4 separate regions of the Homo sapiens genome follow, and all the other regions are linked to region 2. The links are chromatin loops, found by intact Hi-C in ENCODE. Cell type or tissue: Panc1. All regions are shown on one strand.

The links. Peaks named below come from ENCODE experiments on the same cell type or tissue, not always from the same donor. Only the 100,000 strongest peaks of a DNase experiment are listed, where the experiment ranks them.
Region 1: a loop joins it to region 2, with 11 times the contacts of the local background. A loop is called at or near these places in 41 of 110 quality-filtered maps.
Region 3: a loop joins it to region 2, with 7 times the contacts of the local background. A loop is called at or near these places in 11 of 110 quality-filtered maps.
Region 4: it touches region 2 in a loop (2.2-fold over the local background); 4 of 110 quality-filtered maps call a loop at or near these places.

The regions. Positions count from the first base shown.
Region 1 is chr7:78,506,426-78,514,425 of GRCh38, forward strand. The region is part of intron 4 of MAGI2 (membrane associated guanylate kinase, WW and PDZ domain containing 2); the gene reads right to left. Among named protein-coding and RNA genes, the nearest start is that of MAGI2-AS2, 500 kb to the right of the region's middle. In Panc1, CTCF peaks have their summits at 4,371 (motif pointing right) and 4,602; a DNase peak (open chromatin) is centred at 4,346.
Region 2 is chr7:79,173,639-79,181,638 of GRCh38, forward strand. All of the region lies in intron 1 of MAGI2 (membrane associated guanylate kinase, WW and PDZ domain containing 2), which reads right to left. It overlaps LOC105375366 (a long non-coding RNA gene), which reads left to right. Exons shown (of 3, transcript XR_927698.3): 3 at 3,341-3,558. Among named protein-coding and RNA genes, the nearest start is that of MAGI2-AS2, 170 kb to the left of the region's middle. In Panc1, CTCF peaks have their summits at 3,410 and 3,609; a DNase peak (open chromatin) is centred at 3,373; H3K4me3 peaks cover 220 bases; H3K27ac peaks cover 234 bases.
Region 3 is chr7:78,583,054-78,591,053 of GRCh38, forward strand. All of the region lies in intron 3 of MAGI2 (membrane associated guanylate kinase, WW and PDZ domain containing 2), which reads right to left. Among named protein-coding and RNA genes, the nearest start is that of MAGI2-AS2, 420 kb to the right of the region's middle. In Panc1, CTCF peaks have their summits at 4,588 (motif pointing right) and 4,811; a DNase peak (open chromatin) is centred at 4,578.
Region 4 is chr7:78,955,187-78,963,186 of GRCh38, forward strand. All of the region lies in intron 2 of MAGI2 (membrane associated guanylate kinase, WW and PDZ domain containing 2), which reads right to left. Among named protein-coding and RNA genes, the nearest start is that of MAGI2-AS2, 50 kb to the right of the region's middle. In Panc1, no CTCF peak of the experiment used is centred here; a DNase peak (open chromatin) is centred at 4,505.

The DNA of each region.
Region 1 (8,000 bases), 670 kb before region 2:
TAATTTTAGCCATGAGTAAATGAAATTGCCAAGAGACAGGGTGAGAAGTGGAAACAAGAATCTGGAGCAGCTGTCTGATGAACTTCAACATTTAAGTCACTGAAACAATGGACTGGTAAAAGAGAAGAGGAAAGGGCAGCCATGGAAGCAATGAGAAAATTAAAAAAACTTCATGTTGCAAAAGCCAAGCAAAGGGTGTTGAAGACAAGACACTTAACTGTGGCCAAAGCTTCTGCACAGTCCAGCAAGACAAGGACATAAAATCTGTAGAACCGAATGATGTGCAGATCACTGGTGACACTGGCTGCCAGTTACGGCAGTATTTACGGTGGAGTGGTTGGTGAAGCCAGATTGGAATAGGTTTAAAAATGAATGAAAGGAAAATACAGAATTATCCTAATAGAGAAGTCATTCAAGAAGCTTGGCTTTGGACAAATGAACTTTCCTTCTACTGTATAATACCATTAAATTCTCAAGAGAAATGTAGGACATCTCTTAAAAAAGGATCTAGTCTTTGGAGAAATCTATAATCATATTTGTTGATGTATCAGAGATTACTGGACAAAGTTCTCCCAGTTTATCTGTTTATTCATTCATTTCTTTATTCTTAATTAATCAAGCATTAAAGTAGCAAACATGAATTTAATATCTATAGTGTGTAAGATACTTGACAAGACCTTAATGGGGGAGATTATAGACCTTTTTATCAGGCTGCTGTGAACTAAGCTGAGAGGGAAGCAATAAGTAGCACCTACCTCTCCCATCTTAACAAAATAAGACAAAAAAAATGAATAAGGCAAATAAAGATCCATAACATTCCCATATTTATTACTCACAAAGGCTCACCTAGGGATACGGTTTAATGTGAGAATCAAGGGCTTCTGGCAAAACCCAGAGGACCAATTTATTCATTGGCAGTGTGGAACCAGGGCAGGGCTTCCATGTAAGGGTAGAATCTGTTCCCAGAAGGGCAAAGTAGAATATTTAGGGGAAGAAAAGGGGAACTGAGCCAAGAAGGTCCAGGTTCATCTTCCAAGTTGTGTCACTCAGATAAATCCCTGCACCTCTTCTGGGCAGAGTGAGTAAAAGAGATGGTAGAATGCAAATTCAGTACTCTCCTAGACATTCAAGGCAACATGGAGGGTGGAGAAGACATGTCTCCCCCAACTCTGAGCAACTATATAGAGTACTACAATAATGATTTGTTAAGTGATACTCAATGACATAAAATACCTGAATAAAATTTTCTAGGAAGACAGTGTAGCAATTAGAAACAAGGGTACCTAAAGCAGTTGTCTGAGGAACTCCAATATTTGTCAGTGAGAGAAGAAACTGGTCTTATATTTCCTGCATTATTAGAAACATTTATTTAGAGCATACTAACCATCAGGCACTAAGCTAGGCAGTGTACAGTCAAGGAGAATGTGGTCCAAATGATATGTAATAATTTTCTAGGGCTGCCATAATTAAACACCACAAACTGAGTGGCTTCAATCATAGATATTTATTGTCTTACATTCAGGAGGTTAAAGTCCTATATCAAGGCGTTGGCAGGGCCAGCTCCCTCTGGAGGCACTATGGAAGGATCTATTTCAGGCTTCTCTCTTAGGTTCTGGTAGCTTTTTGACCCATGGCAACATAATTGCAGTCTTCACATGGTATTTTCCCTGTGTGCACATCTGGGTTCCAATTTCTTCTTTTTATAAGGACACCAGTCATACTGGATGAAGGGTCTACCCCTACTCCAGGATGACCACGTCCTAACTAATTATATCTGCAATGATCATATTTCCCAATAAAGTCACCATCTGAGATACTGGGGGTTTGGACTTCACCATATGAATCTGGGGGTGGGGGCACAATTCAACTCATAAAATGGTGTACTGGATCAGTTCACTGTGCAGTCCACTGAACCAATATTTAACATCTCAAGGACTGCAAATTATTGTTTCATGCTATATCATATTTGTTTCCCTGATTAATATGGAAAATAGAAATTAACTTTGCTGCATTTTAGATAATATATCTTTCTTCTGTATCGGCTTAAATTTTTTAAAAATGACATATATTGGATATTGTGTAAGTTGTTAAGAAATTACCCGTTAAGAACCGAGCAAACTTCGTAATAATGGGAGGGAAATAACCAGACCTTACACGCCAACCAAGCTTGCCTGTGTCAGCTACTCCTGCGAGTATTCCTAGTCCCATGCAGCCTGATGAGAAAAATGTGCATGTAAGCATGCTCTCGCACACATCATATATATATCAGATCTGTGGTTTGAGAATTTCTGGACTATTTAAATTCTGACTAGGGAGAAGGAGCCAAATAACCCATGCATGTTTTACCTTTTTTATAGTGGCGTGAAGCTATATTTGATTAGGAAGTGGCTAAGTAAAATTGTCCTTTTTGACTTTTAAGATGCATTTCTCAGTATGCTTTTATTGTTAAATTGAAAAATAGTCTTTTTTTTTTTTTTTGAGACGGGGTCTTGTTCTGTCACCAGACTGGGTGCAGTGGCGATCTTGGCTCACTGCAACCTCTGACTCCCAGGTTCAAGTGATTCTCCTGCCTCAGCTTCATATGTAAAATATAATGTTTTCCTTATTTACTGCTAAAACGAACAGACTTTATCAAACACTGACATTTTTTGTGCATTCCCCATTGCGTTTCTGTGTCTCTTAGATGTCGTTCAAACCAGAACAAGAATTTTTTTTTTTCACTGACAATAAAAACAAAGAATATTTCAGTAAAGAAGAAACACCTCTTCTTAAAGGATGCTAATGATGTAAAAATTTTCTGTGGGACTAGGACTGTTAAATAGAATTCCTAGAAATTCTATAGAAACATTGGGGCACGAAACAGACATTTATAACATATAGTCTTATAAACAATGATCTATAAAAACATATTTTATTAATACCTACACTTTAACTGTTGTGAAGAATTAAGAAATTTAATTCCTTTCATCTTGCCTGCCCTGAGGGTTTTGTTGAATTCAGTAAATATAATTTTCTCCTTTCCATAAGAAATTCAGAAGGGCTCAAAGATCTGTACATAGTGCAGGAACTGAAAGCGTTTAATTGGGAGAGAATAAATGTATGTATTTGTGCATTTAGTTCAGTCCTTATAAATTCTATGGTTCTGGTACAGTCTAAGGTTTTGATATTACAAAAATATGCATGGCAGCCATTCCGTTTGCTTTCTTGTTTATTGCCCTGCCAGTATCTAACATGTTGCTTCTCAGGTACAAGACCAATGATAAGTTAGAATGTCATGGTTTTCAACGTTCCCACCCAGTTTCATTAAAGAATAACCAGAAGCCAAGATAAAACCATCTCAAGAAGAAGAATACACATTTAATATCTTATCCATATTTTCATGTGACACAGTCTATGTATACAGTTAACATGCAGCTTTCTGTAACTGCCGTCTTTTGAAATGAGGGAAAATAATTGATTTGTTTTTAAGGTAGATAGAAAAATTTATTCCTTTAAACTGTCATAAAGTTTGAATTTCCAAAATTTATTTTACCCTGTGATTTATATTTATAATGGCTATGTGACAACTTTTAAGAAATCCAATAATTTTTTCTCCTTGTCTTCATATTATTTCTTTGGAAGTAGGCATGGCTGGAAAACATTTAAGCTGAGAGAAAAAAAGGATCAGGGAACATATTTGTAGTTCATAAAGAGAATAGGAATAATTTGAAATGTAAACTTTTTTTACGTTTCCTTTAAAAATTCCCCGATAACAACAGTCTCCATAAGAAGCAGTAGAACGTAATAGTTAAGGCTTGTGTCAGGCCACCTAGGTTTGAATCTGTCCTTTAAAGTGGGAGGTTGAACAAGTTATTTAATAACTCTGTGGATGCTTCAATTTTCTTAACTGTACAATGGGGATAATGAAGTTACCTACCTATAAGGATTAGATGAGACTTATCTATAAAGTGCTTAGAGTAGTAAACTGCTAGAATATAGTAGGTGTTCAGTAAATGTTGTATATTATTACCACTGAATTCTATTATTTATAATACTAAATAGAGTAGTTAAATTGGTCAAGCAATTTAAATGATTTCTGCCTACAGAAACAAAAGGTATGGTCAATTTTCTATAATTTTTAGATTAGGGGTTTTCAAAAAGTAATGCAAATGTCAGAAAAGGATATACATAAAGGTGGTATTTCTTCTTTAAAAGGTGTTTGCATCAATTGAGCTTTTCTTCCTCAATAGAGACATGTAATGGGGTTAAGTAATTTAAAGGAGGAAAAGCAATCTTCAGAAACCATGCATTCTTTTCAAGTTCTCTATTATGTTCTCTAGAGTTCTGCATTTGCTTTTGTTGGGCACCAGGGGCTGCTACCGAGCTACAAACTTGGCATCACTTTGGCACCTTTGAGAGCAACTGATTTAAAGCAAAATCAGAAACGCAGCTCCCCAATTTTATACTGGTCCAAAGCTTGGTCTTCTCATATACCCCCAGAGCAACTTTGGCTTTCTAGTCTGCTTATAACTGACTCCTCCTCACTCTGGTTTCTGCTCATTTGTGGTAGTGGCCACTGTGTTGGATGTGGTGGGGCTTAAAGATTTCTCCATGCTTTTGTGCAAACCCAATAATCCCATTAAAAAGTGTGTTTGTTATATTGATCTAAGGTTTTATTGGATTGTGGTGGGAGGACTGTTTGCTTCACTGCTGGAAGCTGGCTTAGAATTTGAACTACAGGCTCTTGTAAATAAATCAACACTTCAGGGTTGATATTTGGACAAAAGAAAAATATGATTGTGTTGATTTTTATATATGGGAAATTATGATTATTTTATTTCTAATATAATTATTTGTAAACTTATATAATTGATTTTTCATCGTGGCTGTACTATAGATTATACTCTGTAATGAAAAGTGTAGGACACATTTCAGTGTCTTCAGAAAGGGAGCAGTCACGCATTCTACACAGTCAGTTCATCAAGAAGTCCAGATTGTCAATTATTGCTCAAAGAATGCTCTTATCCATTTTCTTACTTTTCCTAAACCTTCTAAAATGAGAAGAATTCTAATATGGGTACTAAAATATTTGCACATTGTATAGTGACTTTTTTTTGCTCACCATCTTTTATATATATATATATAAATTTTTTTTTTTTTTTTTTTGACACAGTGAAACATGCACATGGTACAAAATCCAGAAACACAATGGAGGAAAACAGTGCAAAGCAAGCTTTAAAATCCAGGGCTCTAGCCATCAAGTTAGCAGTAATAATTATCTTTGTGACCCTTCAGAGATTTTTCTATGCAAATTGATTATTGACTTTTAGTCAGTTTTTGACTCTTCGTGCTCTGAAGTGGTTCTAAGTGCTAAAAAAAAATTCATTATAATTAATATATAAGATATGAGGCTGGGCGCAGTGGCTCATGCCTGTAATCCCAGCACTTTGGGAGGCCGAGGTGGGTGGATCACAAAGTCAGGAGATCGAGACCAGACTGGCTAACACGGTGAAACCTCGTCTCTACTAAAAAAAAAACACCAAAAAACAAAAACAAAAACAGAAAAACATTAGCCGGGGGTGGTGGCGGGCACCTGCAGTCCCAGCTACTAGGGAGGCTGAGGCAGGTGAATGGCGTGAACCAGGGAGGCGGAGCTTGCGGTGAGCGGAGATCGTGCCACTGCACTCCAGCCTGGGTGATGGAGCGAGACTTCGTCTCAAAAAAAATAAATTAAAAAAAAAAAAAAAGGTGTGAGTATAAAGAGGGTGTGGCCTTTAAACAGTGTGGCAAATATATCTATACCATATTTTTGCAGATGTAAACAACCGCTTCCCTTTATTATTTGAGGCCAGGGAGAAAACGTAAGTCTAGAAGGAGATATTAGAATTAGGGAAAGTTAGTGTAATGGTTAACTGTGCTTCTGATTTTTGGGATGATACCTCAATCCAGGAAGCAGAAATCCCCAAGCCTGTGAAGAAATGATTTATATATGTAATTTTTTAGAATTTATTTTATTTTTGAGACAGAGTCTTGCTCCATCGCCCAGGCTGGAGTGTAGTGGTGCGATCTCAGCTCACTGCAACCTCCGCCTCCCGGGTTCAAGCGATTCTCTTGCCTCAGTCTCCCGAGTAACTGGGACTACAGGGGCGTGCCACCACGATGGGCTGATTTTTTTATTTTTAGTAGAGACAGGGTTTTGCCATGTTGGCCAGGCTGGTCTTGAATTCCTGACCTTGTGATCCACCTGCCTCGGCCTCTCAATATATATGTAACATTTATAAGCAAATTACATCTCTTCTATTCAGGGTCTAGCCAGGGGTATGTGAATTACTGAGAATGCATATTTCGTGCCTCACAATTATTTTTCTTCTATATCTAAAACCCATAATTAGTTACAAATTGTTTGAAGTACTAAAAGAACAATATGGAAAATTATGAAAATAGAAAATTCAAAGTCTGTGGGTAGAAGGTGACAAGGAAAACATTTCCTAAAACTAAATTGAAAAGAATCACAGAAAGATTAGTAGAGGAAATTATTTTAGATTAACAGGGGAGAAGAAAATATCTAAAGATATTTATCATAAAGAAACAAGTCCCCCAAATTCTTAACAAACTTTGGGGTGAAAGAAACTGATACAAATGTTGACATACTTAAAAAACCACAGCAAGGTATGAAATAAAGAACATGCACATACAACATTTCTTAGAGCTTGCCTTCAATTTTTTTTTTAATCAGGAGCATAGTATTATATAAAACAGGAGGCCACTTTCTGAAGTTCCAGGAAATTCAAAGGAGATGAAAGAGAAAATTAGGAAGACTTTAAATTTGATCTTGATAATTCAAGAGCTATTCTTTGGGGCAAAATTGGAGTCAACGTATTTTTTGATGAGGGCAAAAAGTCAAACGGGAAAAAACATCACAATACTGTTCCCATTGATAGAGTCATGTAGAAGCAATGGGTGCTCAGAGAGACCTTATGCCCTCTTCAAAAAGAAAGGCCAGTCCTCAGCCAGAAATAACTAGAGCCATCACTGACAATAAAGTAGCTGTGATTTCACACCAACAATCATAATCACTTTCCTGAGGAGAACTATAAGAAACCCAGGGACACAGGTGAAAATCAGACCTACAGAGAATATATGACTGTGATTAGAAAAAAAGCTTAGATTCTAAGAAAGCCTGGAGAACCTGAAGAAACTTAAACATTTTCACAATTCCATGGGCTTTCTGTAACTGCTGGAGAAACCTGAGGTGCTACTCTGGTTGTCCTTGTTCTGCCTTCCTCACTCATGGATCAAATCTCCCTCACACACAAATTACGTAAACTTGCAGAGAAGTAGAGAAACACTCTCCCCAGAGGTTGAGTGCATGCAATGCTGAATCTGTTTAAGAAATGAAGAGGGCCGGGTGCGGTGGCTCACGTCTGTAATCCCAGCACTTTGGGAGGCTGAGGCGGGTGGATCAGCTGAGGTCAGGAGTTGGAGACCAGCCTGACCAACATGGTGAAACCCCATCTCTACTAAAAATACAAAATTAGCTGTGCATGGTGGCACATGCCTGTAATCCCAGCTACTTGGGAGGGTGAGGCAGGAGAATTGCTTGAACCCAGGAGGCAGAGGTTGAAGTGAGCTGAGATCACTCCATTACACTCCAGCCTGGGCAACAAGAGTGAAACTGTCTCAAAAAAAAAAAAAAAAAAAAAAAAAAAGGACTAAAGAGGTTCACATCCATTACTTTCAGTTTAACTGAAACATGACTGTGCCTTGATTTAAAATGACACTTCTAAAACTAGTCCTGATTTCCCTTACTAAAATGGTATGTTTACAATCACTATAATAGTTTAATATTAATAGTAATATAATTACCATTATAATTATAAAATTATTAATAGTAATATTATAATTACAATCACCACAAACTCTAAAGTGATATCATTACTTTTTAATTACACCTAGACAGTCAGAACATTTTACAATTAGGGCAGTTATAACTTTCAAATAATTCTTTCAAGAAAAGATGG
Region 2 (8,000 bases):
TTCTTTATAAAATAAAATGTGACAAAATGATTACACTAACCAACAAAAATAAATATGGAAGACTAGCTCTGATAAATCTTAAAATTTAGAGTGATGAGGAAGGGACCTGTTCTATAGAACATTCTACCATATTATAAAGCTGAAGTCATTAAAACATTATAATAGTACTTAGAAATCAATACTAATGGAACAGAATTTACAGTTCCTTAACATATACCAGAATATCAGAACTCAAAATAAGATAAGGTACAGATCACCAGAGAAGAATTCAGTGTGTCATATTTTCCAGAAAGAACCATTAATAAATTGTTAGATCAATTTTGTGAACCACAGGCAGTTTTTTTTTATTTGAAACGGAATGGGATGGAAAGGAAAGGAATATAATATAATAGAAAATATTAGAATTCATCACATAATACTGAGGATAAAAATTATTTTAGACACTTTCATTTCAGTTATAGGTATGTATATAAGTGTTCACGTGTGTCAGCGTGTTCTAGATTGTGATGTAAAATTTATTTTTTCTCTTACTGTGGGTTGTGCTCCAAAAAGTTTGAATACCTCTCCAATAAATAATTTGGGGTAATTAATTAATTGAAAAAGAATCATCTATTTATATCCTTGTCTTCTGCTAAATAATGAAACAAAATATAGATGAGTATTTTTTAAGATTACTATAATAAATTTAAATGGATATATGTATATAAGATCGCTAGGAAAATACTTTAGAAGCATAAAAGGGAAGAAACCACAAAGAAAATTATTTGCACGTCTGAATTCACACATACACAAATGTGTGGTTCGGAAGGTAATCAAAAGTGATGAGAACATGACAAACTGGGGAAAAAAATTACAACAAAATACCTTTAATGTATTAAAGAAACGTATACCCTTCATGTGTAAAGAGAACTTGGCAATCAATTTTTTTTTAAGCTGGGTGCAGTGGCTCATACCTATAATCCCAGCACTTTGGGAGGCCAAGGTGGGAGGATCTTAAATCAGCCTGGTCACCATAACAAGACCCCCATCTCTATATTAATAAAAAAATTTAAATTTTTTAAAAAAAGAAATAAATTATTAAAAAAACACTCATTCTCTAGGTAGACATTTTGTAGAAAAAATATATAACTGAATACAAAATGTTTACTTTCAAAAAAGTAATTAATTAGACAACAAAAAAGTAAATAATTAGACAACAGTGAAATATTATCTTCCTTTTCAAATCTTGCAAGAACTATTGGAAAAGATATAAATACTGTCTGTGGCAATCTAAGTTGATGCACACTATTTTGGACTCCAATGTGGCAATATATCAAGAACCTAAATGTTAGTGCTCTTGGGCCAAGTAATTCCATTTTGTTTAGTTTCGTCCAAAGAAGTTGTCTGAAATATGCACCATAGTTCAGCTATTGATACCATTACTTGTAATGGTGCTCATTAAATGCTGTGTACATCAAGCAGAACAAGCTGCAGAAGATACATGCTTTCATTTGAATATTTTTCAATGAAATAGAGAAAACAATCTATAAATGAGAAAATCTGAATCAAAATTTTATATATGTCCAAAAGAAAAATGATTAGAAGAAAAAACACTGACTGATTTTCTCTGTGTTGATAGATGTGGAGATTATAGGTAATTTTCAATTTTCTTCTTTATATTTCTTTATTTGTCCATATATCTCTAATGAGTACATATTTCTTTTATAATACTAAAAGGCAATTCAGTTTATTTTTAAACAAAACAACCTCTCTGTTGCCCCCTTCCCATCTTGCTTTAGTACTGGTTTTCTAAGGATTTCCCTAAATGAGATTACAATGGTTTCAAATTAAAACATCAGTTGTCCCTATCTAAATTGGTTCTTTGAAAAATGAATGCCTGAAGGTGTTGTAAACTGCTCTTCTAAGTGCAGTCATGTGTCATTTAATGACAAGGATAGTTCTGAGAAATGCATCCTCAGGCAATTTCACCGTAGTATACTTACATAGAGCGTACTTACATAAACATAGATGGTGTAGCCTACTACATACCTAGGCTATGTAGGATAGCCTATTGCTCCTAAGCTACAAATTTGTACAGCATGTTACTGTACTGAATAGTAGGCTATTGTAACACAATAAGTATTTGTGTATTCGAATATATCTAAACATAGAAAAGATACACTATTATAATCTTATGAGACCACTGTCCTACATGTGGTCCATTGTTGACTGAAACATCATCATGCAGCACATGACTGTACAATTAAGCATTTCCCTAGTCATTTTGTTTTGTGTTTCAGTGATTTATTTTTCTTAATACAAACCTTGCATGGGGCATTAACCTCAGTATTTTCATTTGTTACCTCTCTCACCTGTTAAAGACAAGAAATTGAAGGAGCTAACACAGACCTGCTAATATAATAGTTTCCTGTTAAACATGTTAATGAATTAATATTGTAAAAGATAACAAAGCTTGCTAAGTAAATGAAAATGTCACCCCTTCTGTGTTAGCATAAGGCACTTTGATTACTTCATATTGCATATGCATGTGGTGGACATCATGATGCCCACTCGAATATACCTTTAAGGAAGGACCTGCTGCCTCGTCAGGATTGCCCCAGCTGCCTTGCTTACAGTCAGTCCCCTTCCTGGTATTGCCCACATCCACTTACTGACAAGGTGGGAGTATAAAGACCTCACCCTCTCAGCCTGATTTAGGAGGACTCAAGGACCATTCTAGGTCCCAAGCATCCTGTTGAATTAGGCCTGCACTGCAGTTTCACCTTTCCCTCTGCACAGTATTTCTTCTCTTCTTTTTCACAATGGCATATCTTAAGAAACTCATACAAGGTCAACTCCATCTCAGAATGAGAACACTCTCTGGAACAATGAATTACTTCAGTGAATACAGGTGTACTAGTGGCCTCTTGGATATATTTTGGATTTTATTATCATAAAAATTGATGAATGAAATTGTAGAATCAGAGATATATAGATACATTAATAAGAAAACACCTAAAACCAAGCTCACCTTAGATCATTATAGAATTTGCCTTTGCCCACTACTCATTAATAGTTACCAGTTTATAATTTTATAAAACACCGTGATCTGAGTTTGGGAGAACTTGACAATTTATTTTGTAATATCTTAGTAAAATAATTTTTTAAAAAAATCACTGTTGTATCAAGCTTTGGGTTAGTTTTAGTAAAATGACACACTCAATGTACTAATTTGAAATCTTTTCTTGATTGCAGCTAAATAGTTGATCTGATCCATGTGTCCCCCTCACTCTGTTCCACATATGGCAACAAACAATCGCATAAGTTTAGCAAACTGAACCTTGTTTTTGACACTTTGCAGTGCTTCAAATGATGCGGAATCAGAAAGCAGCGATTGAAACTTACTAACCCGACCTGCTAGTCTTTGAACTGAAGCTCTTTGCTGCCCTCTGTAGATACCTAGAGATGAAAACGGCAAAGTCAACATTCACTTTCTCAGTTATGGTAATTTTGTTCTGTAATCTTAATAGAAAAATAGACTAAACAGAAGGTGTTTCAATTAAAGGGAAATTAAGGATCGTTTTTTCCTATAATTTCTTTTGTACTATATCGTTGAATTTCTGTATTTGCCTTTAAAAAAATCACTATTTAAAATTAAAACTTCGTGTTTAAAAACACTATGGTAAGACAAAGTGAAAATACACACATGAATGCATGAAAAAAGAATTAGTAATTTTTCAACTTTCTTTTGACTTTTTTATCATTTTATGTATATTATCCACATTTTAAAAGTCATATGAATTATGGTAGATAATGTCCTCTAAACATAAGCTACAAGTTCTATTTTCACATGATAGTTTTCCTTGCCTTTGGCATGATAATTATTGTTGTTTCTAGTTTCTTGGGAGGGGCTATTCTTTTGCAAGAAAATAATCACTATTTCAATTGTTGCAATTCAACTTAAAATTATTTTGCTGAGCATTTTCTATGCACTCAGCAAAAGTCTACATGCTGTGTAGGGGATATCAAAATGATGATAATAATAGCAGCAAACTGCTAAGTGCTTAACCTTGGAAAGATATTGTAGCACATTACTTTACATATGCTAACCATTTAGTCTTCCCAAATATTATAAGGTGTCTGATTTTGTAGAGCCTACAATTTTGTTGAAAATAGTATTACTCGATGTTCCATCATCATTTCTCTGTTACCACAAATTGCTATCTTAAGGCATAAGAAAGGTCAGCCACGTTTTGTAATGCTTGCTATTTCACAGCGTGTATGCGGTTTTACTCCTATTCAGGTTATCAGTACTTCAAGCTTATCTATAGCATCTTGTCTTTTAAGCACTGTGTTAAGACTACTTCTCAAGATATAATCAACTACTGAATGTAGTTTCTCTAAATATTAGCCAGGCTTCCATCTATCATATCTTCAAAGTAGTGGTTATATCTTTATGAAAATAAGATCCTAAAAGTCCTACACTGTGGTCCTTCATTATTTCTACTAAATAAATTTCTACTAATTCTCTCTTTCTTGTCGCTGTACTTCCCTTATTTTGTACTGGCTACAAGAAGACTTACTTGGTTCATCTTTATGGGATGAAATTATACTTAATTAGATGTAATAATAAGAAAATCATTATTAGTGAAAACAGCAGATACGTTCTAGCACTGATGGTATGGAATTACAGTCTGTGAAAAAGTTAGCTATAACAGAATAAAAAGCCACATAGTTATGATAGATATTCGATAGATATGTCCCTATGAAAGAGTGGAAAATAGGTTTATATAAATGTAAACATATTAATATTAAGAATCATATTTATTCACACCTGTAATCCCAGCACTTTGGGAGGCCGAGATGTGTGGATCAACTGAGGTCAGGAGTTCGAGACCAGCCTGACCAATATGGTGAAACCCCGCCTCTACTGAAAATACAAAAATTAGCCAGGCATGGTGGCATGCAACTGTAGTCCCAGCTACTCAGGAGGCTGAGACAGGAGAATTGCCTGAACCTGGGAGGCGGAGGTTGCAGTGAGCCGAGATCACGCCACTGCACTCCAGACTGGGCAACAGAGTGAGACTCCATTTCAAAAAAAAAAAACTATCATCTTTATAAAGGAGTTTCAGTATTATGTAAAGGGCATCAAATTAATTTTTTTTGTTAAACTTTATATCTAAAAGCATTAACATCATTGGCTATTTCTGCAAATAATTTTCAAAAGAATATAGCAAAAGTTTGCCATAAGTTCTGCTCAACACAAGATAAATCATTGTCTTTTTTATTATACTACTAATCCAGCATGTCTACATAGTATGAGAGCAATAAGTTTTGCAAAAATTGAAGATTTAGTAAATTATTAATTAAACAAATAATTTTAAAGCCTATTATGTGCTAGGTACGATTTTTGTCACTAGAGTTACCTCAGCAAACATCATAAACAACAATCCTCACCATCATGGTATAGTCATCTGATGCATAGTAACATTTCAGTAAAAAATGCACCACATATATATATTACAGTGTTAATAATTTAGTTTAAATATTGTGATATTTTAATCTTTCAAATCTTTTTTCTGAAAACACCTATTTTTTCCTTCAGTTGTTAAAAATTGTGAAAATTTATGTTCAGCAAAATTCACTATTTTCATATAAACAATTCTATATACTCTGTTGAACATATAGTCATGTAATGACCACCACAATTTCAAGATGTAGAATGATTACTACCCAAAGCAATCAACAGATTCAATGAAATGTCTATCAAAATAATGTGTCACTTTTCACAGAAATAGAAAAAACAATCATACAATTCATGTGGAATCAAGAAAGAATCCAAAATGACAAAGCATTCTTGAACAAAAAGAATAAAGTTGGAGGTATAATATAACTTGAATTCAAAATATATTATAAGGTCACTGTAATAAAACAGCATGGTATTTCTATAAAAATAGATATATGGACCAATGGAACAGAATAGAGAACCCAGGAATAAATCTACATATTGATAGCCAACTGATCTTTGGTAAAGCTGTCAAGAACACACATGAGGGAAAGGATACCTTGTTCAATAAACAGTGCTATAATAACTAGACAGTTATATGCAGAAGAATGAAACTAGATTCTTGTCTGTGACCATATACAACAATCAACTCAAGGCGGATTAAAAACTTGAATGTAAGATACAAAACTATAAGACAACTGGAAAAAAATCAGTGAAATGCATCAGGATATTGCTCTAGGCAACTATTTTATGGTTAAGACAGAAAAGCGCAGGCAACAAAAAGAAAAATAGACAAACGGGACTCTGTCAAACTAAAAAGCTTCTGCACAGCAAAAAGAAACAATGAACAGAGTGAAGAAGCAACCTGTTGAATGGAAGAAAATATTTCCAAACTATTCATCTAATAGGGGAGTAAAATCCTGAATATACAGGAAACTCAACAGATGAAAGACAAATAGCCCCATTAAAAAGTGAGCAAAGAACACGAATTGATATCTTTCAAAAGAGACATATAAATGAGCAACAGGTATATGAAGAACACACAACATCATTAATCATCGGGGAAATGCAAATCAAAACTGAGATATCATCTTGCCCCATTTAGAATAGCTATTATTAAAAAGACAAAAAATAACAGATGTTGTTGAGAGTATTAGTCTGTTTTCATGCTGCTGTAAAGACATACTCAAGACTAGGCAATTTACAAAAGAAAGAGATTTATTGGACTTAAAGTTCTACATGGCTGGGGAGGCCTCACAATCATGGCCGAAGGCAAGGAGGAACAGGTCACATCTTATGTGGATGGCAGCAGGCAAAAAGAGAGCCTGCGCAAAGAAACTCCCTTTTCTAAAATCATCAGCTCCCATGAGACTTATTCACCATCATGAGAACACAACAGAAAAGACCTGCCCCCATGATTCAACCACTTCCCACTGGTTCCATCCCACAACATGTGGGAATTCAAGAGATTTGGGCAGGGACAGAGCCAAACCACATAATTCTGCCCCAGCGCCTCCCAAATCTCATGTCCTCACATTTCAAAAGCAATCATGCCTTCCCAACAGTCCCCCAAAGTCCTAACTCATTTCAGCATAAACTCAAAAGTCCATAGTCCAAAGTCTTATCTGAGAAAAGGCAAGTCCTGTTCACCTATAAGCCTGTAAAATCAGAAGTGAGTTAGTTACTTCCTAGATACAAAGGGGGTACAGGCATTGGGTAAATATGCCAATTTGGAGAAATTGATCAAAACAAAAGGGGTACAGGCCCCACGCAAGTCCAAAATCTAGCAGGGCTGTCAAATCTTTAAGCTCTAAAATGATCTCCTTTGACTTCATGTCTCACATCCAGGTCATGCTGATGTAAGAGGTGAGTTCTCATGGTCTTGGGCAGCTCCACCTCTATGGCTTTGCAGGGTACAGTCTCCCTCCAAGCTGCTTTCATGGTCTGGCATTGAGTATCTGCAGCTTTTCCAGGCACACGGTGTAAGCTGTCAGATCTACCATTCTGGAATCTGGAGAACAGTGGCCCTCTTCTCACAACTCCACTAGGCAGTGCCCCAGTAGAGACTCTGTGTGGGGGCTCTGACCCCACATTTCCCTTCTGCATTGCCCTAGAAGAGGGTCTCCATGAGGGCCCTGCCACTGCAGCAAACTTCTGCCTGGGCATCCAAGCATTTCCATACATCCTCTGAAATCTAGGTGAAGGTTCCCAAACCTCAGTTCTTGACTTCTGTGCACCCACAGGCTCAACACCATGTGGAAGCTACCAAGACTTGGGGCTTGTATCATCCAAAACTGCAGCCCAAGCTCTATCTTGACCCCTGTTAGTCACAGCTAGAGCAGCTGGGACACAGAGCATCAAGTCCCTAGACTGTACACAGCAGAGAAACCCTGGGCCCGGCCCACAAAACTATTTTTTCCCCCTAAACCTCCGGGCCTGTGATGGGAGGGGCTGCTGCAAAGGTCTCTGACATGGCCTGGAGACATTTTTCCCATTGTCTTAGTGATTAACATTC
Region 3 (8,000 bases), 590 kb before region 2:
ACCACTCAAGTCAACACGGAGGAAGTGTGAGTATAGAAAAAGACTAGGGATTATTTATTAATAATCCACCTTGAGATGACTTGCTAACACACTTTATAACAAAACACATATAAAAAAGAACTGAGCCTTGACAGAGTAAACATAAGCCTCTCTCACCCCTTAAAAATTATGAAAATAGGCTGGGCCTGTAATCCCAGCACTTTGGGAGGCCGAGGCGGGCGGATCACGAGGTCAGGAGATCAAGACCATCCTGGCTAACATGGTGAAACACCGTCTCTACTAAAAATAAAAAAAATTAGCTGGGCGTGGTGGCGGGCGCCTGTGGTCCCAGCTACTTGAGAGGCTGAGGAAGGTGAATCGCGTGAACCTGGGAGGCAGAGGTTGCGGTGAGCCGAGATCATGCCACTGCACTCCAGCCTGGGCGACAGAGCGAGACTCCGTCTAAAAATAAAAAAATAAAAATAAATAAAAATTAAAAAATTATGAAAATATATGTTTTAGAAGTGAATAAAAACAAAAATTTCCCCCAAAATATATCAAGAAACTGTAAACACATCTCTGTAGAAACGTCAGTAAGAGAACAAAGTGAAGGACAAGATTAGATCCAAGCTGAATACTTCAAGCAGTAGCCAAAATGGGTGACAGTAATGATATTATCCTTTTGGGGAATACTGTAAATGAAGACCTGTTGCTTGATTGATTTATAATTAGAATCAGCAATATTCTAGACAGTACTGAAGAGAACAATCATGTATTGGCAGGGGAGAATGAGATGATAACCTAAAAGTCAGTTTCATTTCTCTTGTCTATGGTAATTGAGTCCTTATAATGGAGAATTCAGGGGAAGCCAAATGGAGACAATTTCACCTTCTTCATTGTCACCCTCTGCATTGAGCTCAAATACCCTTCTAGAATAAATTACACAAGTGCTTCTAAATAGCAGAGGTCAGTCACTAAGCAGTTTTATAAGAAGCTTATGTAACCCATGTGTGATGGGAAAAAACCAAACCAAATCAAACAACAATAAACATTTAAACTTCAGAGTACTAGCTCAGAGCGGGAGTCAACCTTAAGAAAGGACACTGGGGCCGGGCACGGTGGCTCACGCCTGTAATCCCAGGACTTTGGGAGGCAGAGGCAGGCAGATCACAAGGTCAAGAGTTCGAGACCAGCCTGGTCAATACGGTGAAACCCTGTCTCTACTAAAAATACAAAAAGTAGTCGGGCATGGTGGCAGTCGCCTGTAATCCCAGCTACTCAGGAAGCTGAGGCAGAAGAATCACTTGAACTCGAGAGGCAGAGGTTGCAGTGAGCCAAGATCGTACCACTGCATTCCAGCCTGGGTGACAGAGTGAGACTCCGTCTCAGAAAAAAAAAAAAAAAAAAAAAAAAAAAAAGAAACAAAGACGTTAGACTAATGGAGTTTTCTAATCAGCACTCAGAAAGGAAAATACTACTTTCCTACATGAAATGATGAAGGTGTTAAAAGCTTTCTGCATGGCATCAGCACAGTGCAGAGCACACGAAACATATGTGTGATGAAGACCAAGTGCAACCTAGACCTAATGCAGTTGTAATTCAGGGGCAGTAGCAGGCTTGAGAAATACTGCTGCTGAGCTGTGTGATTGAAGAAGGTGGCTGGCACCTTATAAGCCCTGCACTGAGCTTGGGAGGTATGGCAGGAGGTGGTGATAAAGTGCCTGGGCTTCGGATATCAGCCAAACCTTGGCTCAAATCCTGATTCTACCACTAACTAGCTGTTTTATTGTTTAATGTTAATGGCTTAGCTGTTTAATGGCAAGTTACTTAGCCACTCAATTTCCTTATCTATAAAATGAAGATAATAATATGTACCTCACAGGGGTTTTGTAGGATTTAAATGAGACTGAAATTTTGTAGTAGGATATCCAGGTGAGGCCTAATCTGTGCCTGCTACTAGGATTTAAAGATGTTTGAAAAAGTCTGATGAAATGGTGAAGTAGGCTACTCAGGATACTATTTTCACATAGGATAAAAGGGGTTCCAGAAAACAAACTTCGGAAGGAAGAATTACTTTGAGTTGGTAATAGTCTCAAAGTCAGTAGGGAGGAATGATTTTTGTATATAGTTTGGCCTGCCATTCAAATCTATTGTGTGTCAGCTCCCTAAATTCATTTCTGCAATTTAGGGAGACAGAGCACTGTGAATACATCCTGAAAAGGTGCTCTCACTAAAATTGTGTTAGACTTCGAGACACCGGTAACTTCACTTTGGTACTCATCTTACAAGGGTTATCAGAATAGAAGAAAAATTTTTCTCTTCCAAATAGGCACTGACCATCATACTCAGGTATCTGAAGGTTCCAGTGCAATAGTGACTGTACCCAGGAAGAACTGCAGTCTCTACCTGAGACTGAGATGAGATAAGGTGTCTCTGCCTGATACGTAGTTGAAAGTGGAAATGGCAGCAGCATAGGAACCGGGGGGACTGTGGCACCTAGTGAAAGAAGAAGGGGTATTTAAAACCAGTGGCAATGTGCAGCTGAGAGAGCAGCACCTGTGAAGGGTGGCTGGTGGCTGGTAGTGCCATGGCAGCTGGAAGACAAACAGCAAAGGCAATGGCAGTGATAACAAGAGGTGCCCAGGGGAAGCAATGGCAGCATTATGTCTAGCAGGCACCCTATAGCTGACTTCACTGGTTGGAGAGCATAGATGTGACACCACATATCAGAAATACTTTGGGAAGGGAATGGGAATACATGAAAGGGAACTGAGAGGGTGGGGTTACTTTACAGTCTTGCATGATCAGATGTAAGCAACTGCTAACTTCATGAAGATGATCACCTTTATGGAGATCACGTAGATGAACCCCAGAGAATGGCAAGTCTGGGAAATCTGAACCAGTAATCAATACACCACAGGAGCTCAATTCGTGATAACATTCTGTCTCCTTTACCCTCTCCTTTCTATTTTAGGTAGACAAAGTAGACTCATATACTGGCTGTATTACCTGCATTAAATGATGACCGAGTGCACCAAATTGTATAATCATGGTTGTCTTTCTCAACCTGTTACCTGATTAGCAAAATGGGAATAGCGTAGCGTGCTCTACAGCTGAGAGATTGCGTAAGTAGATCATTGTTGCAACACTTGCACATCTTCAGCATTCAGCAATGTTAGTTTCCTCCCTCTCTGGATAACTGAAGAACTCTATGCAATTAGTGTCTCAGAACTGACAAGGAAGGAACTTTGGCTAGCTTAGCTGTGATAACTAGAAAAGTAGAAAAGACTGTGGACTTAGAGCAGGAGTTCCAGCTAAGAGTCCCCCCCAAACACCCCCACCCATAACATCTAAGAATTTATTTGATCCTTTCAAATAACTGTGATTCTCTCCCTATGATTAACATTTTATATAAGAAGAAGAAAAGGCTCAAAGTTTTAACATGGGTAAATTCAAGTCTGGGCAATAAGGCAGACTGAACTAACACAATCTGTTATGTTCTTCTCTCCTGCCCAACTTCCACCTTTTTTTCAGATGATAAAATATGCATAACAAAGAATTTGCCATATTGTTTTTAAGTATACTATTCAGTGACATTAAGTACACTCCCATTGTTGTGCAACCATCACCACCACCCATCTCCAGAACCTTCTTCATCTTCCCAGACTCAAACTATACGAATCAAACCAGAACTCTCCATTCTTCTCTCCCTGCAGTCCTCACAACCACCCTTCTATATTCTGTCTATGAATCTGACCACTCTACGTAGTTGACATAAGTAGAATCATACAGTATTTGTCCTTTTGTGACTCGCCTTTTTCACTAAGTATAATGTCTTCAATGTTCATCCATGTTGTAGCATTTTTCAGAATTTCCTTACTTTTTTAAGGCTGAACAATATTCCATTGTATGTATATACCACATTTTGTTTATCTGTTCATTCACTGATGAACATTTGGGTTGCTTCCACCTTTTGGCTATTGTAAATAATGCTGCTATGAACACGGGGGTTTTACAAATGTCTCTTCAAAATCCTGCTTTCAATTTTTTTGGGTATATACCCAGAAGTGAAATTGCTGGATTGTTTGACAGTTCTATTTTTGATATTTTGAGGAACCACTATACTGTTTTCCATAGCAGCTGCACCATTTTATATTCTCACCAGAAATGTACAAGAGTTCCAACTTCTCCATACCCTCACCTTATTATTTTTCCTTTCCTTATCCCCCCTTTTTTTCTCTTTTGATAATAGTCACCCTAATGGGTGTTCTGGCTAAGAATTTTTACCAGGGCTTTCATCACTGTCTAATGAGGAGTGAGGGGAAGCTACCAAAGAATCACAGAGCACTTACAGCTATTTGTTGTTTGCAAATTGCTAGTTATATTTAAGTTAACTTATTCATCTAAATGCAGTTCATTAAAAAAAAGTGGTTCATTTTGTCCTATTTGTCTGTAGATTTCCAGTTAATAGTATCTGTTTCAGTTATTGTTTTTTAAAAAGGTATCTGAAGTGGATATATTTTTCTGGATTGCATTTGCAAACAAAATTTAATCACTTTATACAGTCCAACTGAGTGTTTCTGAGGTGGGACAACCCAACCAGTAGATGACGCTCGTGCCATTTGATTACATTTTACTGGCTAATGTCATGTATCATCCTCCACATTTTGTCTGGATTTCAACTGTAGAGAGCAAATACTCGGCCGTAGCACATAAAACCTTTCTCCAACCTTAAATCATAAGAATATGGTAAATTCAAGGCAATTTTACCAACAAATATGACATCTCTTCTTATAAAGATTCAGAATTTATAATCGTATGTTCATAAAGGTATAAATAAAATGGGTATTCATTACATTGGTTACAGATGAACAAAATGGAATTTAAAAGAATTACAAGATGGATGTCTTGAAGACCTCCAGAAAGCATAGTGAAGTGTCCTCTGGTAATGTCACATTCCAGAATGCCAGCTGTTTACTGGCTGTGTGTGACTCTAGACAAGGAATCTTTGTGAAACTTTTTGGGAAAAAAAGTAAAGTAGGGAATACAATGCATATCCTCTAATGATGAAATAAAACATTGCTGAACAACATCGAGTGTCACAGGCCTCCCAGAATAGGTGCTTGTTCAACGTTAGCCCTCTTTTCTCTCCACCCGACACTTTATCATCTTTGTTATGTGACAATTAACTGGAGGAAGATTTCATCTCAATTATCGTATTTCTTCCCTTTTCATTTTCTTTGGCACAGAAAAATTTAATGTTTACCTTCAAAGCATGAATTGGTGTGTATGTGTATGGGTTCTCCCCAGGAGACAATTTAATATAATTAATAACTTCAAAATCATTTGGGTGATGTGAAATATGCATAGTTATTACAAGCCAGTGTGTGGCAGGGGGAGGGGTAGATGGCTGTTCAGTAGGAGGCAGAGGCAGATAACATATGTGCAAATGGAAGTTAGAAACCAGGCAACCTTCCGAGAGTGAAGGCTGCCAAGTCAGTCTCAAACAACTTGCACCACTCAGGTGCATTCATGCCCAACCCAGAGAGGACTGTGGGCTTGGTGCAGATGACTGGCTGAGCTCCTATCAGAGCCTCTTACTTCCAGCTTCAGGCATTTGTGGAATAGCAATGTAGGTGTGCTGGCTGTGAATAAACTTGGGTTTTGAGCAGCCACATTAACAAGCTAGAATCAACAGGGAGAATTTGCCATAATAAAGCACTTTCCCAGTTGTCACATTGTACTTTTTAAAGTGGCAAGTTTTTCCCAGTGTGCTCCAAATGTGATCAGATTTACAAACAGCTGATTAAAAAGATAGGATTTTAGAGCTGAAAAGCACCTCCGAATTCATCTAATACACTATCTTCATTTTACAAATAAAGAAATAGAGGTTCAAGGGGAGAAATGACTTGCCCACTGTCAGGAACTGAACAAGTAGGAATTCCCAAGCTTCTTAACTATCAGGAAAGGGCTCAGTCCAGAAGGCCACACCAGTGATTTCTTAAACCAGGATTCCTATGTGGTTTATCTCAAAAAGAATTGCTATTGTATTCCCAAACTCCTAGCCTATCACAGAGCTGTTTCCTGATAATTTTACGGTCTGGCCATAAATGTTTTGAAGTAGATACTCAAAAATTCACCAAGCAAATCTACGTTTCATCATCATCATCATCACCATCACCACCATCATGTTTCACACTTACACGGTGCTGATTATGTGGCAGGCACTAACTAATGTAAGAATTTTACATAAATTAACTCACAAAACCCCAGTGAGGGAGGTACCATTCTCAATATCTTGCAGATAAACTGAACACAGAGAAGCTAAACAGCTTGTCCAGAATGTACATGGTTGATAAGTGATGGATTTGGGATTTGGACCCAGCCAGCCTGGCTCTGGAGTCTATGCACATAACTGCTATGCCATATTTCCTCTCAAACAACTGCTATCCTATATTACCACTCCACTCTATGATTAGGATGAGGAGATTTTCCTGATGGTCATATTAAGATAATTTGTTGAATCTGCTTTCCGACCCTAATTCCGTGAGTGAGAGGTGTGGCAGGGAAGAATAGAGCCCCAAAGATACCAGGTGTGATCTACACTTGATCTTAGCCAAAAGGCCGAGAAGCAATACCAGGTGTGATCTAAATTGCATTGCAAATGCTCCATGCACGTAGCCATGGTAGAAAGGGTACATGTCAAATTTGCTGGGGTTTTATTACACTTCAAGAAATATAGCATTCTTTGATTACTTTAAATATAGGTCTTCAATATGGAAAGAGTAATGCAGTCTAAGTAAAACTGAGCAGTTACTTCAAGTCAGGTACAACAAGCAGGTTATTATTTCAAAAATGACATTTTAATTACCACCAGGAGGCCATTAGAAATGCATTCTGGCAGTTTGCTTGGTTCCTTTGGAAAGATAATATTGACAAACTGCTATGAAACTGGAGTTCAGAAAACAGTGTAAATTGAGATCAGGAATAAAACAAACATTTGCTTGTGTACCCTAAAGCAATGATGAACAATTTAAAGAGAGAAGACAAAGTTGAAATTATATTTTTCTTTCTTAGGGAGAGGCAGAAGAGGGAGTAGTTTTGCAGGAAGACTGTTGTGTTCCTAAATTTATTACCTATGTGAATTACTTGATGTATTTAGCATAGCAATTTGAAGCTTCAGCCATCCAAGCACAAGTCACTGAGGAGCTGAGTGCCCTGGAACGCTAATTCTGCCTTCTTCTCCATGCTAGGAGATTGGCTTCTTGTGACCTCTGGTGTGGAGGGTTTCAAAAGAACAGTTTGGTCCTGGAGCTGATCTCCAGTCTCATCAAGGATGACTGGCATAACTCCAGGAGCTTGGGTCATCTTTACAAATTCCACAGCTTTGTCCCTTGGTGATCCCAGGACATTGGGAAAATTTTTCACATTTAGCTTCAGGCATTTGCGGAATAGCAATGTAGGTGTGCTGGCTGTGAATAAACTAAAATATAAAAACCTAAAACATAAAAGGGAAAGACCAGATAAGTACACCTAAAAATCAATGCTCCTATTGCTTATCATGGTTGGTTTTCCTTATAACTAAAATCAGTACAAATGCTTTTTGCTAGTCACGTGGGTTGTCACTGCAGAAGCCACAGGAAAACCATTCAAGCCACTTACCTTTTCTCTCTTTCCTCTAGGAAATACCTTTTGTATTGGTCTGTGTGGTACTTAAACCAAAGGGGAAAAACTGTGGTGACTGATTCTACTACAGGTTAACCATATAAAATAAAGAAAACTCTTGAGATGCCCTATTGGAGCAATGTAATTTACTTTCCTTTCCCTAAAGTAGTTCCAAAGGTGGGGATATTGCTAGGATTTGGGGTCACTTTTATTTCTGAGAAAAAAGGTAAAGATGAATGGTACTTAGATTGCAATACACTAGCCAAATAGCAGTCTCTGTCAGAGACTCCTCCCTCTGACTTTCCTCTCTATATTTATTAATTTATTCCTTTGACAAATATTATTAAAGAGAGTAC
Region 4 (8,000 bases), 220 kb before region 2:
ATAGTCCAAGATAATTCCTGCTTCATTCCAAATTTTATTTTGTAGTTAAAAAAACTATAGTAGAATATATGTCTTTGCATTTATACATATATGATAGGAGATATATGTATATATTTACATATATCATGGGACATATGTATATATATAAATAAAATGTAAGTACATTGCATACATGCATGTAATATGTAATAAAGCACAGCCTGTACTCAAATGCTGAGCATATATTTGTAAGTTATTTGCATATTAAAAATTAGCATAAAGGTACATATTACAAAAAGGAAAAATTAATGGATGAAGATGAATTGTCTGAAGTCGGAAAAAAATAAGACTCCCTTCTTTGGTGAAAACATCTATATTTCATTGTTCAAAGTGTCCCACTTATGTGGGTAGTACATACTTTCATACTCAACCAAAATTGCTTCCCTCCCTCCCTTCCTTCCTTCCCTCCCTCCTTTTCTCTCTCTCTCTCCCTTCCTTCTTTCCTTCCTTCCTCCCTCCCTCCCTTTCTCTCTCCCTTTCTTTCTTTTTCTTTCTTTCTCTTTCTTTCTTTCTTTCTTTCTTTCTTTCTTTCTTTCTTTCTTTCTTTCTTTCTTTCTTTCTTTCATTTCTTTCGTTCATTCTTTCTTTCTTCCTTCCTCAGTAATAATTTTCTGAGGTCTCACAGATTTTTGTTAAATTGTCTTTGCTCAACTCTTTTACATTAGAAACACAGTATTTGTTCACTTTATAATATCTAGAAACTACCCAAAGATGCCTTTTTTTTTGTTTTCAGTAATTATAAACTCCTTGCTGTTTGTGGTACACTCTGCTAAGTTGTATGAATTTTTAAAAAGTTAAAAAGACACAGTTCCTACAGTAAGAAACATACAGTACTAGTGGTAAAGAGGGACAGGTGATGAGGTATTTAAAAGTCTGTGAAGCAAAGGCCAGTGCAAGAGGGGCACCAACCTGCCCTGGAGGTTGAGGAAGAGGTCCTGGAGAAGGTTGCACTCTGCAATGTCTGAAACCAGGAGGTCTATTAATTTTTTCCACAGTGTAATTTATTAAAATGATGTATTTATGTAAGTTTGTCTCATCATATTTGCATTATGTTAATAAATGCAGATTTTATTTTTAAAAATACCCCTCTCCTAGCAATTCTGTCTCTGAAATGTTTCCCATCCATGCTGCCTGATTCTCTAAAGGGCATTATAGTCTCTGCATGCATATCTCATAGGACCTACACTAAAAGGTCCACCTTTTATGGAGAAACAGTTAGAAAGTCAACTTCCAGTCTGGAGAACAATGTTACTGTGGGAAAATAATCACAAAAATCCTTTTCATATTATCTTTACTTCTGTTTTCTAAGTTGAGAAAAAAAGTGCTGATTTCTGACTATTTCCTACATTCTATTTTCTAAGTTTCTGTTTTTCCCTTGTAGTGTGGCTAAGACATTTTGGTAACAGTGTAACTTCTGTGTCACACATGGAGATGAAGAGGGAACAACTGTAGCAGGGTCATATTTGTAAAACAAAGAGCAGGGCATATACTACTATTCTCTAAGTTCTGAAGATAGTGCCCGTTTTTTATGTAATACATCAGTCCATTGACTACTGTTTATTATACCAAGGCAGAAACTAAAAAGTGATCTGAGGACACTCCTTTAAGAATGAAACAAACAGCAACATACTATCAAATGTCAAAGGCACAGGGCTAAAATGAATAGATGAGATGTGTTTTTGCTAGCTCAGGGTTTTCTGCTTCTTTATCGATGGGCCAAATGAAACATTTTGATGGCTATTATTAAAGACTTAGGGGTCAGGCGCGGTAGCTCACGCCTGTAATCCCAGCACTTTGGGAGGCCGAGGTGGGTGGATCACCTGAGGTTAGGAGTTCGAGATCAGCCTGACCAACAGGGTGAAACCCTGTCTCTACTAAAAATACAAAAATTAGTCGGGCGAGGTGGTGGTCACCTGTAGTCCCAGCTACTTCGGGATGCTGAGACAGAAGAATTGCTTGAACCCGGGAGGCAGAGGTTGCAGTCAGCCAAGATTGCGCCATTGCACTCCAGCCTGGGTGACAGAGTGAGACTCCATCTCAAAAAAAAAAAAAAAAAAAAAGAAAAGAAAAGAAAAAAAAATTTAGGAACCCCTCCTAAATGCTCCTTATAAGTAAAGGAGCATATTTCATTGCATACATGTTTTCTAAAATGTTTTTGGTTTGAACTGAGCTTCTAAAACTATAGTATAATTTGCCTCAATTACTGATAATTGTAATTTTCTAATGTAAAACTAATAATTCAGACTGATAAATTTACTATATGTAATCGTAAGTACATACATAAATTTACTATATGTATATGTAAGTACATACATAAAATGACAGTTATAATAAGAGCTTAGCTTTCTAAAACAATAATAGACCAAAACCTGTTTGAAATGCTTTTCATAAACTCAATTAATCCTTATAAGGAAGCTATAAGATAAATTCAGTTATAATTTCGTTTTTACAGAAGAGAGAACCAAAGCATAGAGAGGTTAGGTAACTTACTCAAGATCACACAGCCAGTCAATGGTATGGTCAGAATTCAAACCCACTCAGCCTGGCTCCAGAGTTGGCATTCCTAGAAACCCTGTTGCTACCTCTCAACATGTATATACCTTGCTCTTTGTTTTTAAATTCCAGCCTGATGCTGCTGCTCCCTCTTCATTTCTCTGTGTGACTCAGAGGTTCCACAATTACCAAAAAATCTTACCCACACTACATGCAAAAATTAGTACATTAGCTGTAGCTTTTACTTGTGTGTCATTGATTAAGGCAATACCTGTAAGACCCCTGTTCTTTTGAGTATCTTTTCTCCGACTAAGCCACCCAATTAAATCAGTTGCTATGTTTACCTGGCAGGGGAATAGGAGCCACTGCTGTTTCCCCAGCAGTTCACAGTGTGTTATCTTCTTTGAAGCCCTGCTCTCCTGTTTATTTCCTTTGTCCTTCCCACCTGAAGTCCCTCCTGCAGCAGCTATTTGATGGTCTTGTTATCAGCCACTCTGCTCCTTTGTCTATGCCAGAAAAAAAATTATAGTAGCAGGCAGCTGTGCCCTCAGTCATGGTGGAGTGCTTACATCCTGGGATAGGTCTTCTAAATTGGGTGAGATGACATAGGCTTTCAGTTTAGCAGTGAACTTTGTGTCACATTGATGCTGCAGCCTGTTTCTAAGACTCCCCAGATGTGTGTGACAGTTCTTATTATGCTTCTCCAGAACAGGGACCCTCAACATCATGGTGTCATTTGTAGAGTTTGTTATGAGTAATTTCTTGCCAATCATAACTCAATGAAAATTGTGAAAATTATTTTTAGACATTATACCAGATTCCCATGGTATTTTGATAATTTTCTTAAGCAGAAAATTAAATGTATAAAAAGTAATTATAGTTAGCTAGCCAGGGATTGTGCTTAACATTTCATCTGCCCATGGGAACATGCGGTTCATGTGTGTCAGAGTGGAAAAATGGTGAAGTGCTTCTCCATTCGTTGGTCAATGAATGGGGTGAAGCCGTTCTACCTGGAGGCCCTAGTGTACCAGAAATGGCTTCCAAGCAATTGGATTACCTGGTAATCCACCGCAAAGCATGTGATATAATTTACTGTGCCTAAATTTGTGCTTGATATAGAGTTCACTATTTTTATAAACAAAAGCTTAAAAGAGCACTGAAGATAATATTTACAAAGATATGTGCTGTCTGATATTTAGTGATGATGTTTACTTCTCTTTTACACAAGAAAATTCTTTGTTGCATGCTGAATGCCTCTCATACACGGTGGGGTGCCTCTGAGCTTCATACTGATCTACAAACCAACCCTGGCTCTGCAACTCGGCCACGGGCAACCTTGTAAGATCTTTTCAATATGTCCATGCACAACTGGAATCCTCTTTTTTATTTTTTAATAATCTTTGAATTGATGGAATTGCTTTTACATCATTTATGTGTTCATAATTATGGTTGCTGAAAATATATTGAAAGAAAAGAGACACCTTAGGCAACTCAGCTTCACCACTTGGTTCATGCAAAGTTAGTCAATTCCAGCTGAACATTACTTTTGGTTATAGAATAGGGGCTTTGGATTACTCTAAAATGGCATTGTTCTTCAGGAGTTAAGCATTGTAGTGTGCTGCCAAACCTATACCATTATTTTTCTTTAGAAGACAAAGGAAAGGTAAAAAGTATAATAAATTAAAAAAAAATCCCCATAGAAATGTAAAATGCATCACTACAATTTTTTCTCCTACTGAAACAATAATAGCTTCAATGGGCCATTATCATCTGAGGCAAAGAGAATGAGACACTACCTGTCAATGAGTGTTTAGGGATTAGTTAATACACAGGCTACGTCATTGAAGCAATACATTATAACATCTCTTTCATGATGGTGACTGTCTGATGTATAAATGTTTACTTAGGGAATCATTGATGTATGTTTCATTACAATGTTAGCAGTTTTTGACATTGTGTCACCGTGTGGTTGATTACTTCTGAATCTGTGAGCTCACTTTGACTTTTCGAGCCTGGATTACTGACCCCATAAATTGTTATGGCTATTTCTAATTGTTTTAGTATGCTGTATGAAATTGACTTATGAGTTAATCATGTATCATGGGCACCGGCAAACACGGATGTGAGCCATTCCAAGGTTTCTGGAGTTATGGAGTGAATCACTGTGCAATTTCGATACCTGCTTTATGTAAACATACATGTAATTAATTATTATAACCCAGTATGGCTAATTTCAATATGTAACATGGCCTGCCTATGTAGAAAATATTATGGCATCATATAAAATAAATATTTACTGATAAATACAGGAAAATACCTAGAGCAAGGATTCTAAGTAGATACCAATACCACTTCCAATTCTGATCTATTGGAACTAGAATCCTAATGCACCATGTTATGAGTAATTCAGAAGGTGGTACTCCCTCAGAGGAGACAGAGAAATGATGTGTTAGAAAACCTGATAAAACTGCAGGAAAGGGATGTGTGGGGAGGCAGGGATGGCAGCACACAAACATTTACTAACTTGGATTGGAATTTATTTGCAAAAAAGTCACATATTATTTGTTACCTATGTTTATTAAATATATATGGTATAACGTAGAACAGGTAATGTGTTCATTCATATAACGATACCATGTTACGTCAGCGTAGACTCAGGTTAGGAGTTGAAGGGAGCCAGTAGGACTGTATTTGTCTCTCCCCAAGTCTGTTCCCAGATTATAATAATCATGAATATTTTCTACTCCCTAAGGAGTGAGTACTGCTAGAGTCTTTCTTTAGTGGCCTTGAGACATAATGTTTGCAGAAATCATATTCAAAGAAATGTAAAACAAATAAAATGATGGTACTATTAATGATGGAGGTTGAGTTTTCAGATATTTTCTGCTAGAATCCTGTACTAAGTACTTATCCTAAACTTGCCATTATTTAAACATATTGAAATTCCTTCAGGGTAAGTATATTATCAGTCTTTTACACTGATAATAAGAGAGGTAAAGACAGTTGCACAACATTGCATAGTTAGTGAGTTAGCTAGAATTTGAACCCAGAACATGGAACTAACTCCAAACCATGGTCTTTCCACTTCACTCTGATTGGTTAAGGAATCTAAGTACTTTCAGGATATTTAATCCTCATTAGCCCATATTTTAAACTGAAACCTTAATTTGGCTTTAAGGAATGAAGACCTGGAATGATTCCATACGACCTATATCCTTTTCAAAGCTCTCCTAAGTAACAGAAACTCCAGGATAGGGAATTTGGGGATAAAATACCAGTTCTGATTTCCCTTGCCATCTTTCTAAATGTTGCAGCTCCTTGGAGGGATTCTTGGCATTTATTTCAGGCCTTAGCTCTTGGAATTAGTTTAATTACAATTCAAAAGAGAGTACTTTAATGTATTTATTTTTATGTACTTAGGGATCTTTATTGCAAATGAAAGGTAGGACTTTTAGCTTCAGGCAAACTTTATTGAGTAGCTCAAATGAAGTCACCAATGACCTGATCTCTCTCCTTCTTTCCATTACGTGATATAAATGTAATCTTCAGATGCCAAATTGGGCTTCCCCATCCCTGCCCTGTGCAGCCCCTCGAGGCTCCCCTGTTACTGATCTGAGCCTCACAGTCTCACACCACACCATCTGGAGAAGGAAATTCTCTCTTCTGGTAGAAGAGAGAAACAACTTCTTTTCTATCCCAGAAAAACATCTCCTTTGGCTCTTACTGGATTACGTACCCTAAACTAATCGCTGTAATCACAGTTGACAGATAACCAGTGATATCTGGATTCTCCAGTGACAAAAAGAAAAATTTTAATTGTGTAACTAAGTGGTTTATGTGGATGTGCACATAGACAGCTTGCTGTTTTAATAATCCTCATTATAACTGACTTGTACTGTAATGCCAGCTGAATTTTTTTCATTTTGCAGATACCAAAAAAGGTGACTCTTGAGCCCTCTAAAACAAACTATATCTGCTAGTTTGGTGTTTAGAGCTAAGCTTTCTCCTAATTCATTGGCCTAATTTTATCGTCTAAATACAGTCATGTGTAGCTTAACAAAGGGGATATATCTGAGAAATGTGTCTGTAGTTGATACTGTCATTGTGCGAATATCGTAGGATGTACTTACACAAACCTAGATGGTATAGCCTACTATACCCCTAGGCTATATGGTATAGCCTACTATACCCCTAGGCTATATGGTATAGCCTATTGCTCCCAGGCCATAAACTTATACAGTATGTTACTGTAGTGAATACTCCAGGCAACTATGACACAATGTTAAGTATTTGTGTATCTAAACATAGAAAAGGCACAGTAAAAATATGATATTATTATATTATGAGACTATCATAAGTGCTGTTGGTTTATTGAACTCTCGTTATGTGGTACAAGACTGTACATTCACTAAACAGAATGATCTTCCTCATTCCACTCCTAGTTTTCTATCTGGAAACAAATCTTTGAAGGAATCAAAACTTTTTACTAACAACATGATTTTTAAATAAATGATGGATTATCATAAAGCAATCAAATTTAAAATGTGACATGCTAGAAACAAACTTGATTTTCAGAGGTCCGGATCCAAGTCATATTGTCATGCTTAGTTAAAACTTCGTCTCAAATGGAAAAAGGCTGAGCTTTTTTTCTTAAACTATTTAGTATGACTTTTGTTTTGTTTTACTTAAATATAGTTGAAAGGAACAGATCATCATAGAGAGACCAATTATCATCTCTACCACCTGCTCACCAAGAATAATTTAAATCAGGCCAATTCTGCAATGCTTATGTTTTTTTTTTTTTCTTCCCAGATAGGTACATGCTGTGCTATAACACTTCAGAAAATGTAATTTAGGTTCCAAAATAAAAAACTCAACTGAAACTGGAAAATTGTAGAAAAAAAAAAGATTCTATGAATGTAATGGTTTCTTTGATCTAATAATTTCTGGATAATATATTGGCATTGATTAATAAAACCTGATTAGGGAGGCAATAGTCATTATTCAATTCATTTAACTTAGTGGCAAAGATATATAGCTTAAAAATTATAGACTTACAGAGAAAAAATTTAAGTGAAGAATCATTGGTATGTGATCTTTGTTCTAATTATCAAATTAAACTCTTTTAAGTGAAATGTCTTTTCATAACCTTCAAACACTAATAATGAGTTTAACTGGAAAGAAAAAAAATTACCTGCACAGGATTTGTATGGAGGACAATGAAATGTTTTAAGTCTTTAGTTCCCTAGAAAACTTTAACTGTTTTATTATTTATAAGCTTTAAGTATTTTTGGGCATAGAATTTATCTTCACTTGCTCCCTCAAACTTGGAAGTTTTCTTACTATCCTCTAACTCAAGTGTCTGTAAACTATGAGTTATGGATTATTCACCTACTTTAAAAAAAACAATTTTACTTGAACATGGCCACACTTACTAGTTTACATTGCCTATGGGTGCTTTTTCACTA